Regions from separate parts of the Mus musculus genome. Here region 2 is linked to region 1. The links are chromatin loops, found by intact Hi-C in ENCODE. Cell type or tissue: left cerebral cortex. All regions are shown on one strand.

Region 1 (8,000 bases):
AGGATGAGAAAGGACACTTCAAACTGGTCAAAGGAAAAATCTACCAAGATGAACTCTCAATTCTGAACATCTGTGCTCCAAATGCAAGGGCACCCACATTCATAAAAGAAACTTTACTAAAGCTCAAAGCACACAATACACTCCACACAACAGTAGTGGGAGACTTCAACACCCTATTCTCAGCAATGGACAAGTCATGGAAACAGAAATTAAACAGAGACACAGTGAGAATAACAGAAGTTATGAATCAAATGTATCTAACAGGTATTTATAGAACATTTCATCCTAAAGCAAAAGAATATACTTTCTTCTCAGCACCTCATGGTACCTTCTCTAAAACTGACCATATAATTGACCACAAAATAGGCCTCAACAGATACAAGAAGATTGAAATAATCTCATGCATCCTATCAGATCACTATGGATTAAGGCTGACCTTAAATACCAACAAAAACAATGGAAAGCATACATATACATGAAAGCTGAACATTGCTCAATTCAATGATAATTTGGTCAAGGAAGAAATAAAGAAAGAAATTAAAGACTTTTTAGAATTTAATGAAAATGAAGACACATCATACCAAAACTTATGGGACACGATGAAAGCAGTGGTAAGAGGAAAACTCATAGCTCTAAGTGCCTCTAAAAAGAAACTGGAGAGAACTTACACTACCAGCTTGATAGTACAACTGAAAGATCTAGAACAAAAAGAAGCAAATACACCCAAGAGAAGTAGAAGGCTGGAAATAATCAAACTCAGGGCTGAAGTCAACCAAGTACAAACAAAAAGAACTATACAAAGAATCAACAAAACCAGGAGCTGGTTCCTTGAGAAAATCAACAAGATAGATAGACCCTTAACCAGATTAACCAGAGGACACAGAGACAGTATCCAAATTAATAAAATCAGAAATGAAAAGGGAGATATAACAACGGAAAGCATGGAAATTAAAAAATCATCATATCCTATTACAAAAGTTTATACTCAACTAAATTGGAAAATCTTTATGAAATGGACAATTTTCTAGATACATACAGGATGTCAAAGTTAAACAGGATCAAATAAGCCATCTAAATAATCCCATAACCTCTAAAGAAATAGAAGCAGTCATTAAGTCTCCCAACCAAAACCAGCCCAGGACCAGATAGGTTTAGTGGAGAATTCTAACAGACCTTTCAAGAAGACCTAATTACCAATACTCTTTAAACTATTCCACAAAATAGAAACAGAAGGTACACTATCTAACTCATTCTATGAAGCCACAATTACACTTATACCTAAACCACACAAGGGCCAAATGAAGAAAGAAAACTTCAGACCAATTTCCCTTATGAACATTTATGCAAAAATACTCAATAAAATTCTTGCCAACTGAATCTAAGAATACATCAAAATGATCATTCACCACGATCAAGTAGGCTTCACCCCAGGGATGCAGGGATGGTTCAATGTATGGAAATCCATCAATGTAATCTACTACATAAACAAACTCAAAGAAAAAACCCCCACATGATCACTTCATTAGATGCTGAAAAAGCATTTAACAAAATTCAGCATCCCTTCATGTTAAAAGTCTTGGAAAGATCAGGTATTCAAGGCCCATACCTAAACATAATAAAAGCAATATACAGAAAATCACTAGCCAACATCAAACTGAATGGAGAGAAACTTGAAGCAATTTCATTAAGATCAGGGACTAGACAAGGCTGCCCACTCTCTCCCTATCTATTCAACATAGTACTTGAAGTTCTAGCTAGGGCAATTAGACAACAAAAGGAGGTCAAGGGGTACAAATTGGAAACAAAGAAGTCAAAATATCACTGTTTGCAGAAGACATGATCATATACTTAAGTGACCCAAAAAATTCCACCAGAGAACTCCTACAGCTAATAAAGAACTTCAGCAAAGTGACTGGATATAAAATTAACTCAAACAAATCCATGACCTTCTTCTACTCAAAGGATAAACAGGCTGAGGCAGAAATTAGGGAAACAACACCCTTCACTATAAAATATATTGGTGTGACTCTAACTAAGCAAGTGAATGATCTATATGACAAGAACTTCAAGTTTCTGAAGAAAGAAATCGAAGTAGATCTCAGAAGATGGAAAGATCTCCCATGCTCATGGACTGGCAGAATTAATATAGTAAAAATGGCCATCTTGCCGAAAGCAATTTACAGATTCAATGCAATCCCCATCAAAATTCCAACTCAACTCTACCTAGAGTTAGAAAGAACAATTTGCAAATTCATTTGGAATAACAAAAACCCAGAATAGCGAAAATGATTCTCAACAATAAAAAAACTTCTAGGGGAATTACCATCCCCAACCTCAAGCTGTATTACAGAGAAATAGTAGTAAAAACTGCATGGTATTGATACAGAGACAGGCTGGAAGATCAGTGGAATGGAATTGAAGACCCAGAAATGAACCCATACACATATGGTCACTTGATCTTTGACAAAGAAGCTAAAGCCATCCAGTATAAAAAACGAGCATTTTTAACAAATAGTGCTGGCTCAACTGGTGGTTAGCATGTAGAAGAATGCAAATTGACCCATTCTTATCTCCTTATACAAAGCTCAAATCTAGGTGGATCAAGGACCTCCACATAAAACCAGAAACACTGAAACTTATAGAGGAGGAAGTGGGGAAGAGCCTCTAAGATATGGGCACAGGGGGAAAATTCCTGAACAGAACACCAATGGCTTGTGCTGTAAGATCAAGAATTGACAAATGGGACCTCATAAAATTGCAAAGCTTCTGTAAGCAAATGACACTGTCAATAAGGCAAAAAGGCAACCAACAGATTGGGAAAGGATCTTTACCAACCCTACATCTGATAGAGGGCTAATATCCAATATATACAAAGAACTCAAGAAGTTAGACTCCAGAGAACCAAATAACCCTATTAAAAATGGGGTACAGAGCTAAACAAAGAATTCTTAACTGAGAAATACTAAATGGCTGAGAAGCACCTAAAGAAATGTTCAGCATCCTTAGTCATCAGGGAAATGTAAATCGAAAGAACCCTGAGATTCCACCTCATACCAGTCAGAATGGCTAAGATCAAAAACTCAGGTGACAGCAGATGCTGGAGAGGATGTGGAGAAAGAGGAACACTCCTCCATTGTTGGTGGTATTGCAAGCTGGTACAACCACTCTGTAAATCAGTTTGGCAGTTCCTCGAAAATTGGACATAGTATTACCTGAGGACCCAGCTCTACCACTCCTGGGCATATAACTAGAAGATACTCCAACATGTAAGAAGGACACATGCTCCACTATGTTCATAGCAGTCTTTTTTATAAGAGGTAGGAGTTGGAAACAACCCTGATCCCTGATTTGAAGATTTGATCCTTCAAATCTGGAATGGATTCAGGAAATGTGGTACATTTACACAATGGAGTAGTACTCAGCTATTAAAAACGAATTCATGAAATTCTTAGGCAAATGGATAGAACTAGAAAATATCATCCTTAGTGAGGTAACCCAGGTGCAAAAGAAAACACATTTTATACACTCACTGATAAGTGAATACTAGCTCCAAAGCTCCAAATAACCAGGATACAAGTCACAGACTGCATGAAGCTCAGTAAGAAGGAAGAACAAAGTATGGTTGCTTCGGTCCTTCTTAGAAGGAGAACAAAATATTCACAGGAGCAAATATGGAGATAAAGTGTAGAGCAGAGACTACAGGAAAGGGCACTCAGAGTCTGTCCCACCTGGGGATTCATCCCAAATACAGTTACCAAACCCAGACACTACTGTGGATGCCAAGAAGTGCATGCTGAAAGGAGCCTGATATGGCTATCTCCTGAGAGGCCCTGCCAGATTCTTACAAATACAGAGATGGATGTTGGCAGCCAATCATTGGACTGAGCATGGGATTCCCCAATAGAGGAGTTAGAGAAAGGACTGAAGTAGAGGATGGCCTTGTCATGCATCAATGGAAGGAGAGGTCCTTGGTCCTATGAAGGCTCGATAGATGCCCCAGTATAGGGGAATTGATGGCTGGGAGGTGGGAGTGGGTGTGTGGTTGGGTGGAGTAACACCCTCATAGAAACAGGGTGAGGAAGAATGTAATAAGGTGTTTCTTGGAGGGAGGGAAACCGGGAAAGGGGATAACATATGAAATGTAAATAAATATCCAATAAAAAAGAAAAGAAAAAAAATGGCTTTAGGCACATTGACTGAGGCGGACTACGAGTTTGAGGCTCTTGTACACAATAAAGGAAGAGTCTCAACAAAAATATTCTGAAGAAGCTATGGTACAGTGCCCCCTGAACTGTCATCACCAAACACTAGTTTGGTTCTTTCAGCGGACTTGTCCCTAGGTAAGTCAGAGTCACAAAACTGGCCTGACATCGTTAACTATTTTCACTGGTCAGGGTCCTGGAATCATTCAGTAGGGCACACCTAGAGGTACACAAGAGCCATGAACCTATGTTGACACCTGCTGGCCACCGCAACACTAAACAATGGGCTCTAGACTCACAGCCTAAGGAACTGCAAGAGGAGCTACTCCTGTCACTCAGATCACCTAGAGCAGTTCTAACCAATCAGGAGCTACAGACAGGTTGTCCAATCAGAAGCTTCTAGGAGGCGGGGGGGCGGGTTCTTTTCGGCCGCCATGTTAGCTAAAGGTTCTTCACCGAAACTGAGGAAAGCCGTTGTGGGAGCCAGTGCTTGGAGCTGTGTGGGGGAGCGCGGGTGAGCTCGGAGCCTGGCAATGGTGAGCGAGGGCCGCTGTCCCCTGATGGGAGGAGCGGCCGGCTGGGCTGCGGGAGCCGGGGTGGTGGGTCCTCCCTGGGGTTGGGGCAGTGAACGCGGGGACGTCGGGGCTGCGACCTGGGCCTCCGCCTGCGGTCCGTAGGTACTTCCGCCCTGATCCTCTTGGCGTCAGCGCTGAGCGGGAGGTCCCGCCCTGCGGGGGGCGGGGGATGGGCGGAAGCCAGTACGCGGATGACGTCACGATCCGGGCTGGCGGGGACGTCCTGCTTTTGGTGGTGCGCTGAAGGCTGCTTGCTAGACTAAGGCTGTCTAGGTTCTTTGTGCTGTCTTCGAGAAGTTCTGAACTTTGCTTTCCACATGTAAGTGTGGCAACCTCTTTAGGTTAATTTTACGACATTTGTAAAGTCCAGTGAGTTTCTTTGCAAAGATGTTTAAAACCAGCTCTGGGAAAGATGACTTGTCTCCTTGAATTTATTTTGTTCTTCGGTCAGACATCCTTTGATTATATTTTTGTTTTTATTTCTGCTTATGCATTTGTGGGCTTGTTAATTTTTCTTCCCTCAAATAGTGCATTGTTTTGCGTACCGAGGTTCGCCGAGAACTGTTAGTCAGGAAGCATTGTAGTCGATTCTTCTGTATTGTGTTCACCATTCTGGTCCTTTTCTTCATTTCCACACAACCTTTATTTCTTGTTTATTTTAGCATTTTTATTGGAAGTATGTTGAACTACTAGTTTAAACTGAGAACATGAGCATACTATGCTAGAAATAAGATAGACACATTTGTATCTCCCCAAAGTATCAAATATTTTTGAATAACAATAAACTTAAAAGGTTTTGATGGCAGCAATTTGCCAAGTGATTTCACTTACATTTGTAATTAGGACAAGGTTAATGTGGGTTTTATTCTAGTCTTTTTTTTTTAAGATTTATTTATTTTATGTATGTGAGTACACTTTCGCTCTCTTCAGACGCAATGGAAGAGAGCATCTGATCCCATTACAGATGGTTGTGAGCCACCATGTGGTTGCTGGGAATTGAACATAGGACCTCTGGAGGAGCAGTCAATGCTCTTAACCACTGAGCCATCTCTCCAGCCCTTCTTTTAGTTTTAATTGTTAATATTAATTCTCATGTCAAAGCACACAGTATATCTCTGCATATATTTAGTTTATAAAATGAATACTTAGAAGTAGGCTGAGAGAAATGTAGGTAGAGTTTGTCCTGATATGAAAAGGAACTCAAAACAATTGTGCCACAGGGAGCGAGCCTTTGATGAAGTCACAGAGAGGACTCAGGCTTGTCAGCCATGCTGCTTAGTTCTAGATAGAAGGCCCTGAGAGCAGGCAACTGTGGGCTCAGGTCCAGGTCTGGATAGGGACTAGGTGGAAGGCCAGGCAGGTGAGTAGGTGAGTCATGGGGCCTATTGAAACCTCAGGGACAAAAGTCTCTACTTGTCCTTTCTTCATCTATATACTAGTTATCAGACGATAGGATGGTTTGGGGTCAGACATCCTAGTGCTAGTAGGTGTCTATCAATTTAAGAGGCCAGGAGAGGGATTTATGCCCTTCCCTGGTTTCCCTGATAGCATTGTAATACATGCCCATCTAGTCTCAACTCACCCTGATAAACTTACAGAGTAGCCCTCTTTCTGTTCTCAGGAACAAGCCTGTGATATCTGGCTGAACAGATAGTATTGTTTGTGCATGTACCAAGGGGCTGGAGTCATTCTCTTTCCTCAAAATGGAGTCAAATGGAGTCACTCAGGGCAAGGCATTGTCTGGAAAACCACTGTTTTCTCACAGTATGGAGTAACTTGGGACAGGACACAGCCGACTGTGCCCTTCAACACTTCACGTCCAGGATCCTGCAGTAGCACTTGCTTTATTAGGTTCATTGCTTTCATTGGTGATTTGAAGTGTGAGGCTGGAGAGCTGGCTTAGTGGTTAAGAGCACTGCTGCTCTTGTAGATTGATTTCCAGTGACCACATGGTGGCTTAAACCGTTCTGTAATTTCATTCCAAGGAGATATGAAGCCCTCTTCTGGCCTTCGTGGGTACCAGGCATGCATGTGGTGGAAGCAAAACACCCATACATGTAAAATACATAATTTAAAAAAAAAAAGAAAGTTATAGTTAATGTCTGCGGACTTCCCCTCCCAACCCCTTATTTTGTCTTTTTTAGACAAAATCTCACTTGTGACCTGTCTGACCTGGAACTCTGGAACTTTGTAGACCAGTGTGGTCTGGAAATCACAGCAGTCTGCCTGTCTCTGCCTTTTGAGTCTGTGCAACACCACACCCAGTATGTCTGTAGTTCTTTGTTTTATTTGTGTATTTTCTTTGTGTCATTTATCTCTACTGGTGTACAAGCAGCGTAGTGTTTTTCCTTTTATATCCTATTGCTTATTGCCAATGTACAGGAGTAGGATAGAATTATGTATCCTATATGTTTGCTATGGTATCACATTAATTCCTTGAATTTTTTGAGTTTTGAGATTTTCTTTGGGCAAAACCAGTTTTTTATTTCTTCCGAAGAAGCTTACTTCCCCTTTTGTTGACATACAGTTTTATTCTCCCTTAAATATAGCATGATAATGATTTAAAATTAATTTTATATTTTATTTCTGTGGGTGTATTGCCCACAGAAGTAAGTCTGTGTGCTGGTGCCTGGGGAGGACAGAGGAGGGTGTTAGATCCCCTGGAACTGGTGTTGCAGATGGCTGTGAGCCACCGGGGTGCTGGGAATTGAACCTGGGTCCTCTGGAAGAGCAGGCAGGCAGTGCTTTAACATTGGCGCCCTCTCTCCAGCCCACTCATGTGACTGTTGTTATTTACTGTTGATGGTGGATTCCATCGTTTCTAACTTTTCTTGGGGAGGTGCATGTTGAGAATTGAAATCTGGTTCTTGTGTGCTCTGCCATTGAGCTTCATCCAGTTTGAATTTTGAAGTTTAGTTGGTTTTGCATACCTGTCTTAATTTCTACTTGGTTGCAGTATGTAAGTTTTGATTTGGTTTAGTTAATTTCTGTATTATGTTGAGGTGGGTCCTTGTGTAGGTATGGATGGCCTCAAATTCCTGATTCTTTTGCTGCCTCCAAAGTTCTGGAGTAGCAAGTATGACTCATGATACTGTTTTTCTTTAAGATTTTTTTTTTATAACTTAAACAAATTTCCCCTTTAACAATTTCCTACGTATATAAAGTGCATGCTGTGGTCCATCCTCTCTGACTCCAGCACACCCCCGTCCTGCCTTATCCCTGC
Region 2 (8,000 bases), 270 kb before region 1:
CAAAAAAAAAAAAAAAAAAAAAAAAAAAAAAGCAGCTAGGTGTGGTGGTGCTCACTTTTAATCCCAGCACTCAGGAGGCAGAGGCACGTGGAGTTTGGAGCCAGCCTGGTCTACATAGTCCCAGGATAGCCAGAGCTATATTATCTTGAAAACAAAACCAAACAACAACAACAAAAACCCATAGACAGACAGAGAAGAAAAATGGGTAACTGGTCTTGGTGCATACCTGGTGCATACTGCCCAAGAGGCAAGAGGATTGCCCCATTTTTCTATTTGGGTTACATGTGAGTAGTCTATGCCTACATAGCAAAACCTGTCTCTACAACAAGCCTGGCCTGTGGCTCAGTGGTGCAACCCATGCCTAGAATGCCCCTAGAATGCCCAGTGAGGGGCGGGGGGTTGGGGGGGCTGGCTGGCTCAGAGAGTAAGGTTCTCGATTCTACCTCCAACACTAGGAAGAAGGGCAATGGGAAGTGGGTGGTGTAGTCAACTTGTGTACTGGAATCTCAAAAGACAATATAGAAATACAAACCCTGAGTCTACTGAGCCCCCGCCTTCCCAAGCCCTACTTCTCAGGTGCGGAACACAAAGCACAGCCTGTATCCATTGGCTCCCTCTGCCCACTGCCAGGGGAGTGGGTTTTTTTCTCGACTCTGGCATACTCCAGCTAGCCCCAGACTTTAGGCCTCTCCCCTCTTATAGCCTCAGTCTCCCCATCTGCCAATGCCGCAGTTAGGGCCCAGCATGAGGAAAGTTTTCACATTCAAAAACTCCAGGGCACCAGAAACCTGTGGAGTAGAGGGGAGCTGGGGCTGAGGCCAGCTTGAGTCTGTCTCTGGATACCACCGCCCACGGGAGTTCCTCACAACGTACAATTATCCCCACATCTCGGCTCTTCTTTTACTTGGCTTGCACTTGCATCCTTGTTGAAGGCAAGGATGGTTGAAGCTTCTCAAAATCCCAATATCTGGTTCAAGACATGCAGAACTGGACTGCACACCTTGGAAAGTGGAGGCAGGAGAATCCAAGTTACAAGCCAGCCTAGGCTGCATAGTGAGGTATTTGATCTAACTTTGACACACAAAATCACCACCACCACCACCAACAACAAATCAAGAGATCATCAGTAGATGGGTCTGGTTTTTCCCTGTAAACTTTTCCCATAGGGAAAACAACCATCACCAAGGACTCCCGGCTTCCAGAGACCTGAGTACAATCCACACCTGTCTCTGCACAACTGACACCTATGTGGGTGTCACATCTGTAAATGCTGTTCCAGCCAACAGGCAGTCCCGCTGATCCCAATTCAAGTATCATCAGATCCTGGCGGATGACTATAGAACTTTTAGGAATTTATCCAGTTTAGGGACGTGAAGAATCAGGATTTGAATCTCCCTACTCCGGTTTTTAGGTCTAAAGGTAGAATTTCCACATACTCGCCTTTCTCTAAGTTGCCGAAAACTTCCCACCCCCTGCTCAGTGACAAGGTTCCACCGCTAACCCCAGTTGCAAGGAAGAGCGAATTTATTGCAGGTTCCAACCTGGAACTTAGCGTGCACGGCTGGCCCACGGTTTCTCTGTAGCATGGCAACCCACCGTGCAACAGCTCATTCTGCGCAGGCGCAATGCTTCTCTCTCTTCTCTTTGCGCCCCTCCCGGGGCCTTCTCGCCAGAAATCGAGGATGCGCATGCGCTCTCCAGCAATCAGTTTGTGCAGGAGGAATCAGAACCCAACAGCAGGCCTCAGAGGGCCGCCGCCGTGGGGGAAGGGGAAGGGACAGGACGCGTGCGCAGTGGCGCGCGGCGACTTCGCGGGTTTCCCGAAGCTCGCCCTTCGCGCGTGCGCCGCCCTGGCTCTGTGCCTGGTGCGGCGGGAACAGCGAGAACCCCGGCTCCTAGCCGGAGTCCCCGGCCCGCAGCCAGCCATTGCGCGCCACCTGGCCCGCCGAGGGCCGGGCAGACGGGCTGAACTGTAGCAGCTCGGCGATCAAGGATTTGCATCGTTCCGACAGTTCGAGGCCGTCAGGGTAGAGCACGCCGCGCTTCTGGCGCCGGGGTAGGCCAGCAATGTCCGAGTCGTCGAAGGGCATGCACCCGGTGACCATGACGTAGAGCACAACGCCCAGGCTCCACACGTCGTATTTCTTAGGGTCGTAGGGGATGCCCAGGAGCACCTCAGGTGACGCATACGCGGCCGAGCCGCAGTAGGTGGTGCTCAGGTCTGGGTAGCCGTGCGCCTGGCGGCCGAAACCGAAATCCGTGATCTTGACGCGGCGCTCGTCAGGGCTTAGCAGCACGTTTTCGCACTTGAGGTCGCGGTGCACCAGGTGGTGGTCGTGCAGGTAGCGCACGGCGCCCGCGATCTGCGAGAAGAGTTCGCGCGCCTGCGACCCCGGGATGCGCCCGTTGCGCTGCACTGCCTGCAGCAGGTCGGTGGCTGCTGCCTCCATCACGATGTACAGCTTCCCATTGCACACTTCGATGAACTCGAAAACGTGTACGATGTGCGGGTGCCGTACTCCCCGCAGGATGGACAGCTCTCGAGGCAGGAACTTGTTGACGAAGTCCGGAGGCGCTCGCCGGCGGTCCACCACCTTGATGGCCACCGTCCCTTTATACTTCTTGGAGGTGGCCACTTTCACCTTGGAGTAGCTGCCCTCACCTATCGTGCGGCCCAGCTTATAGCCAAGTTCGCTCAGGAGTTTGTCGCCCGACATGGTGGCGCCCGGGGCGCGCGGGGAGCAGGAGGCGGCTGCTGTCGGGGGGCGGCCGGACTCCAATCTCGGGCCTAACCCATGGTGCTTGGCACCTGCACCCCCGTGCCCCCATGTGCCCACTCCCAAGGCCCTACAGCCGCGATGACTTTTATTGCCCGGGTAACAATTTCTGCCTTGTGAAGTGACTGCGGGCGTCACTCGGCCTTGGGGCGGGGACCCTCCCTCCCCCGCCCCGCGGGCTCCCTAAACCCTTCTTAGGCTTTGTGACTCAATCGCCCTTAATGGTCAGTTCCTCGTGAGAAGTCACTGGCGAGGAGACTGCCCACTGATGTGGAACAGGACAAGTCCCTCCCTGAAGTGATGGTGCTCAGGTGGGTGGGAACCAGCCTGTTGCCTCGAGCCTGGCTACCATGGCTCACGAAAGAAAGTAGGTGAACTCCCAAGGTTTTTAGTGCAAGAAACACGCCCGAGAGAGCTCTAGATGCAGACCACAGTTACTCCCTGCCTAGGGCCAGAGGGAGGAGGGACTGACTTCCGGATCGCAGCAAGGCTAGCGTAACGCTTCCAAATTATAGGGAACCTCCTGGGTGACGGAACTTCCGCCACACTCAAAATGGTGGTCGCGCGTTGCCTCACTTCCGCTGGTGGCCGGAAGTTGCGGGTCCTGCAAGTATGGCGGCGTCGAAGGTGAAGCAGGACATGCCCCCGCCAGGGGGCTACGGCCCCATCGACTACAAGCGGAACCTGCCCCGCCGGGGACTGTCGGGTCAGTGTCTCAGTGTCGTCCTGTTCGTCGCAGACCAGGCTTTTGTTATGCGGTTAGACGAGAGAGGGCAGCCTGCGGGCTTCAGAGTGCACAGTGTGAGCGGAGGCTGAGTTGGAATCTTGGTTTTCTAGTGCAGCATCCCGGAAGCCAGAATGTTCATGTCCCCTAGTTTCCAGCTGGCTTCCACGGGCCTGGAAACTAAGCCTGCGAGAAGCACTAACCTGGAGTTTGGAGGCTTTTGTTTTGTTTTAGGCTGGCCTCAAACTCCGTAGCAGAGACTGATCTAGAACTCCTGATCTCTTGCCTTCACTTCCGAAGGCTATGCTCATAGGTATGCACCGTTATACGTATTTTTTTTTTAATGTTTTTAAATTTTTTTTTTTTTTTTTTTTTTTTTTTTTTTTTGCAGATAGGGACTTACTATATAGCCCAGGCTGGCCTCAAACTCGTGGCGACCCTGCCTTTGCCAATGGATTGCTGGGATGACAGACAGGTCCACCCAAGGCAAGATGTGTGTTGATTGTAACATAGCATAGAAGGCTAGTCTTAAACTCTAGCCTCCCTAGTGCTGGTTCCTCTTCTGGCATTCTCTGCCCACCCCCAGCCCCCACCCCCACCGGCTTTCGTGGAGCCCAGGCCAGCCTGAAATTATGAACACCCCAACTCTATGCCTTCATAGTACCAGGATGACAGGCATGTGCCCACCAGGCTGTGTTTTTAAGTTTTTAAAAGTGTTTTAAGTAACATTTAGAATTTTATTATCGATTTCAACAGGAAAAGAATATGAAGAAAGTTAAAGTCCCCACTGTCAGTGCTCAGAGTTACAGAAATACAGTAGTTAGCAACTGGGGCCCAATTGGTAGAGTGCCTGCCTAGCCTTTCAAAGCCCTAGGTCGCACCCCTGGCACTGCATAAACAGGACTTGGTGGTGCACACCCATCATCTCAGCATTTTGGATGCTGAAGCAAAACGGATTGATGGTTAGGGTCATCCTGGGCTACATAGATCAACCTGGACTACATGATCCCATCTCACCCTAGAAGAAGAGAGAGATGGGCTTAGGGACTGTAAGATGGCACAGTGGTTAAGGGCATTGATGCTCTTCCAAAGGACCTGAGTTTGCTAACTCCACCTTCTACAAATTCAGATTTTTAGATTTTAATTCATCAGACTTTAATGTGCATATTATAGAAACTGTGCCTCAACTAAGCAAACAAAATGTTCTGGTCCTGTGTGATGGCTCACCTGTGATTCTAGACATGAGAAGCAAAGATGGGTCACAACAAGTTCAAGGCTAGCCTAGGCTATGTGGAGAGTGTTTGGTTCTGGATTATATAGAGAAGAGCCTCTTGGTGAAGGGCAGCCCAGACCCTGGGCTAGATAGTTGAGAGTTGTGGGCAAGATGTGCCAGGTACAGACTGAGGGATGCTGGGAGAACCTGGAGGCCAGGTCACGCTGCTTTGGTATGTAAAATATGAACCTCTGTCCCTTGTTCCAGGGTCCAAATCCAAATGTCAAGTTCCAGCCAGCCAGGAACATATTGTGAGAAACTGGTTTTAAAACCCAAAAACTAGCCAGGCAGTGATGGTACAAACCTTTAATCCCAGCACTGGGGAGGCAGAGGCAGGCGGATTTCTGAGTTCAAGGCCAGTCTGGTCTACAGAGTGAGCTCCAGGACAGCCAGGGCTACACAAAGAAACCCTGTCTGGAAAAACCAAAAAAAGAAAGGAAAAAAAAGGAATATTTATCTATTTTATATATATATATGAGTACACTGTAGTTGTCTTCAGACACACCAAAAGAGGGCATTGGATTCTATTACAGATGGTTGTGAGCCACCATGTGGTTACTGGGAATTGAACTCAGGACCTCTGGAAGAGCAGCCAGTGCTCTTAACCTCTGAGCCACCTCTCCAGCCCCCTCCAGGCCTTTTGAGACACAGATGGCAGACTAGAATACCCTCCCCATTCCCAGGGCCTCACCTGCTGTTCTGACAGTGAGGCAGATCCTCTGTCCACTTCTCCCTCCTGTCTCTTCCTTTTTTCTTTTTTCTTACATTTTGTGTGTGACTTAGTACAGATGTGAATGCGCCTCTTTTGCACATAAAGGGTAGAGGACAACTTGAGGAATGTGCTTCCTTCTGCCCCATGGGTCTTAGGGATTCAGCCCTTTTACTCATCTTGCCAGCCTCTATCTTTATTCTTTCTTCCTTAAACATTTAAAAACTGTATGGTTCTGATTTCTTGCATCTATGCATGTATACTGCACGCATGACTGGTACCTGTGCGAACCACAAGAGGTCATCAGATTCCCTGGAACTGAAGTTATGTGAGTTGCCATGTAGGTGCTGCAAACTGAGCCTATGTCTTCTGCAAGAACAGCAAGTGCCCGCCCACGCCCACCCCCACCTTGCCACACCCCAATATAGCCCTGGCTATTCTGGAACTCATGGGATCAAAGGCATGTGCCACCCTGCCTGGCTCCCCCCCCCCCCCCGCCCTACTTTTTAGTATTTATTATTGTGCTTGAATGTCTGTGGGGAGCGTGGGAATGTGGAGGTCAGAGAACAGCTTTGCAGAGTCAGTTTTCTTCTGTCTTTCTGTGGGTTCCATTCTGCAGTTAGTGTTTACCAGCTGAACCATTTTTGCCAGCCTCTCTCTTTCAGCTTTCTCTGAAGTGTGGCCCACTTAGGCCTGCACTTAGACTGAGCTAGTGGTCTCCTCAAGTCAGGGTGTCTTACTTATTTATTTGTTTATTGGTTTTTTGAGACAGGGTTTCTCTGTGTAGCCCTAGCTGTCCTAGAACTCACTCTGTAGACCAGGCTGGGCACCAAACTCGGAGATCTGCCTGCCTCTGCCTCCTGTGTGCTGGGATTAAAGGTGTGCGCCACTGCCCGGCATATAATGTTTGTCTTCCTGCATTTATTTAGAGACAAGGTTTCATTGTAGCCCTTTTCGAGGATGACCCTGAGTTTCTGATTCTTCTGCTTCTGCCTCCTGAATGCTGGGTGACACTTGGTGTGTGTCACTAAGCCTAGCTTCTTCACTGTGAATAGGGATCCCAGGGCTTATGCCTGTTAGCAGGTCGTCTACCACTTCAGCCATGTGCCTCATTTAGAGACTGGGTCTCACTATGTAGCCATGGCTGGCTCTCCATGTAGACCAGACTGGTCTCAAACTCACAGAGATCTGCCTGTCTCTGTCTCCCAACTGCTGGGATTGAAGAAGAGCCCCAGCACACATGGATAAGACTGAAGTGTCTGTATGTGCACGGGAATGCAGGTGCTTATGGAGGCTGGAGGAAGGCATCAAATTCCCTGGAGTTGGGGTTGTAAGTGGCTGTAAGGCACCCATTGTAGTTTGGGGCACAGAACTCTGTCCCTACACTTAACCTCAGAGCCATGACTCCAGCTCTGCGGAAGTTTTCTTGTGTAGTCACGGGTGGCCTTTGTCCTGAGTTCCAGCCTAGCTAACTGCACATGGCTGGTTCTTTCCCAAAGAGCTTCCAGTCTAGCTGATGGACTCATAGTGTCAGCATTCCTACCTGTGCCTCTGCTCCTGGTCGCCAGGAACTGCTGTAGCCTGGGGAAGTGAGGAGGAGCCTCCCTGTGAGCAGACCTCAAACTGGCGTCTCCCAGACTGGTTTCGGACAGGCCTGTGTTCTGCGCCTCCCTCAGCTTCACCAGCACCCTGGTGTTCTGCACCAGGCAGCCCTTTCATTGTTGTTGTTTGGGGGTTTGAAACAGTCTCACTGTGTAGCTCCAGGCTGGGCAGGAACTTACATTGTAGCCCAGGTTGGCATTGAACTCAGAGATTCCTGTGCTTCTGACTCCTGAGTGCTGACATTAAAGGTGTTGAGTCACTGCACCAGGCAGCGTATGTGTTCTTCATTATTGGTGACTTGAGTCTGTATCTTGGCTCCTATGTCATCTCTGCAAATATTGTGATTCCCTGTGGCCTGTTGAGCTAATGGTGTCCTTTACAACAGGAATGGTTCTCTTATTTAAGGAATTTGCATTTGTGTTTGTCTAGAGTACTTTTATGTATCCATTGTGAGTTGGGTCAGGGGCTGTATGATGCTGTATACAGCTCCTCTATTTGTTTGAACCAGGTTCTCACTCTGTATCCCTGGCTGGGCTGGAGCTTGCAGTAAACTGGGGAAGCCAGTTCTTGTGCCCCACCCACCTCCTGAGCGCTGGGATTATAGGAGCGCTTGATGGTCTAGACCTCTATGTAGATGGGGCTGATGGGGTTTACCTGCCTCTGCCACTCAAGCCTTTCTATATTACTCCCAGCCTACGCCTAAGATGGCCCCAGACTCCCTATGTAACCAAGGATGACCTTGAACTATTGTTTCTCCTGCTTCCACTTCCCAAGTCAAGTGGTGGGATCACAGACATGCATTGCCACTCCTGGTTTGTGTTATTAGGGATGGAACCCAGGAGGTTATCGTGTTAGGCAGGCAAGTATTCTACCAGCTGAGCCAGCCCCAGGGAAGCAGGGCCACTGTGCATCTCA

The links. A loop is a pair of places that touch in the nucleus more often than their neighbours do. Peaks named below come from ENCODE experiments on the same cell type or tissue, not always from the same donor. Only the 100,000 strongest peaks of a DNase experiment are listed, where the experiment ranks them.
Region 2: a loop joins it to region 1, with 7 times the contacts of the local background. A loop is called at or near these places in 3 of 42 quality-filtered maps.

The regions. Positions count from the first base shown.
Region 1 is chr8:69,622,173-69,630,172 of GRCm38, reverse strand. Zfp868 (zinc finger protein 868) reads left to right here and starts at 4,625. Exons shown (of 5, transcript NM_172754.2): 1 at 4,625-4,738. In left cerebral cortex, CTCF peaks have their summits at 4,438 (motif pointing left), 4,934 and 6,753 (motif pointing left); DNase peaks (open chromatin) are centred at 4,614 and 4,909; H3K4me3 peaks cover 1,818 bases; H3K27ac peaks cover 1,075 bases.
Region 2 is chr8:69,897,025-69,905,024 of GRCm38, reverse strand. Ndufa13 (NADH:ubiquinone oxidoreductase subunit A13) reads left to right here and starts at 3,005. Exons shown (of 5, transcript NM_001382215.1): 1 at 3,005-3,088; 2 at 3,293-3,483. The coding sequence starts at 3,390. Tssk6 (testis-specific serine kinase 6) reads right to left here and starts at 2,841. Exons shown (of 1, transcript NM_032004.2): 1 at 1,507-2,841. The coding sequence starts at 2,717. The coding sequence ends at 1,896. In left cerebral cortex, CTCF peaks have their summits at 2,276, 3,446 and 5,777 (motif pointing right); DNase peaks (open chromatin) are centred at 1,700, 2,465 and 3,328; H3K4me3 peaks cover 3,602 bases; H3K27ac peaks cover 2,522 bases.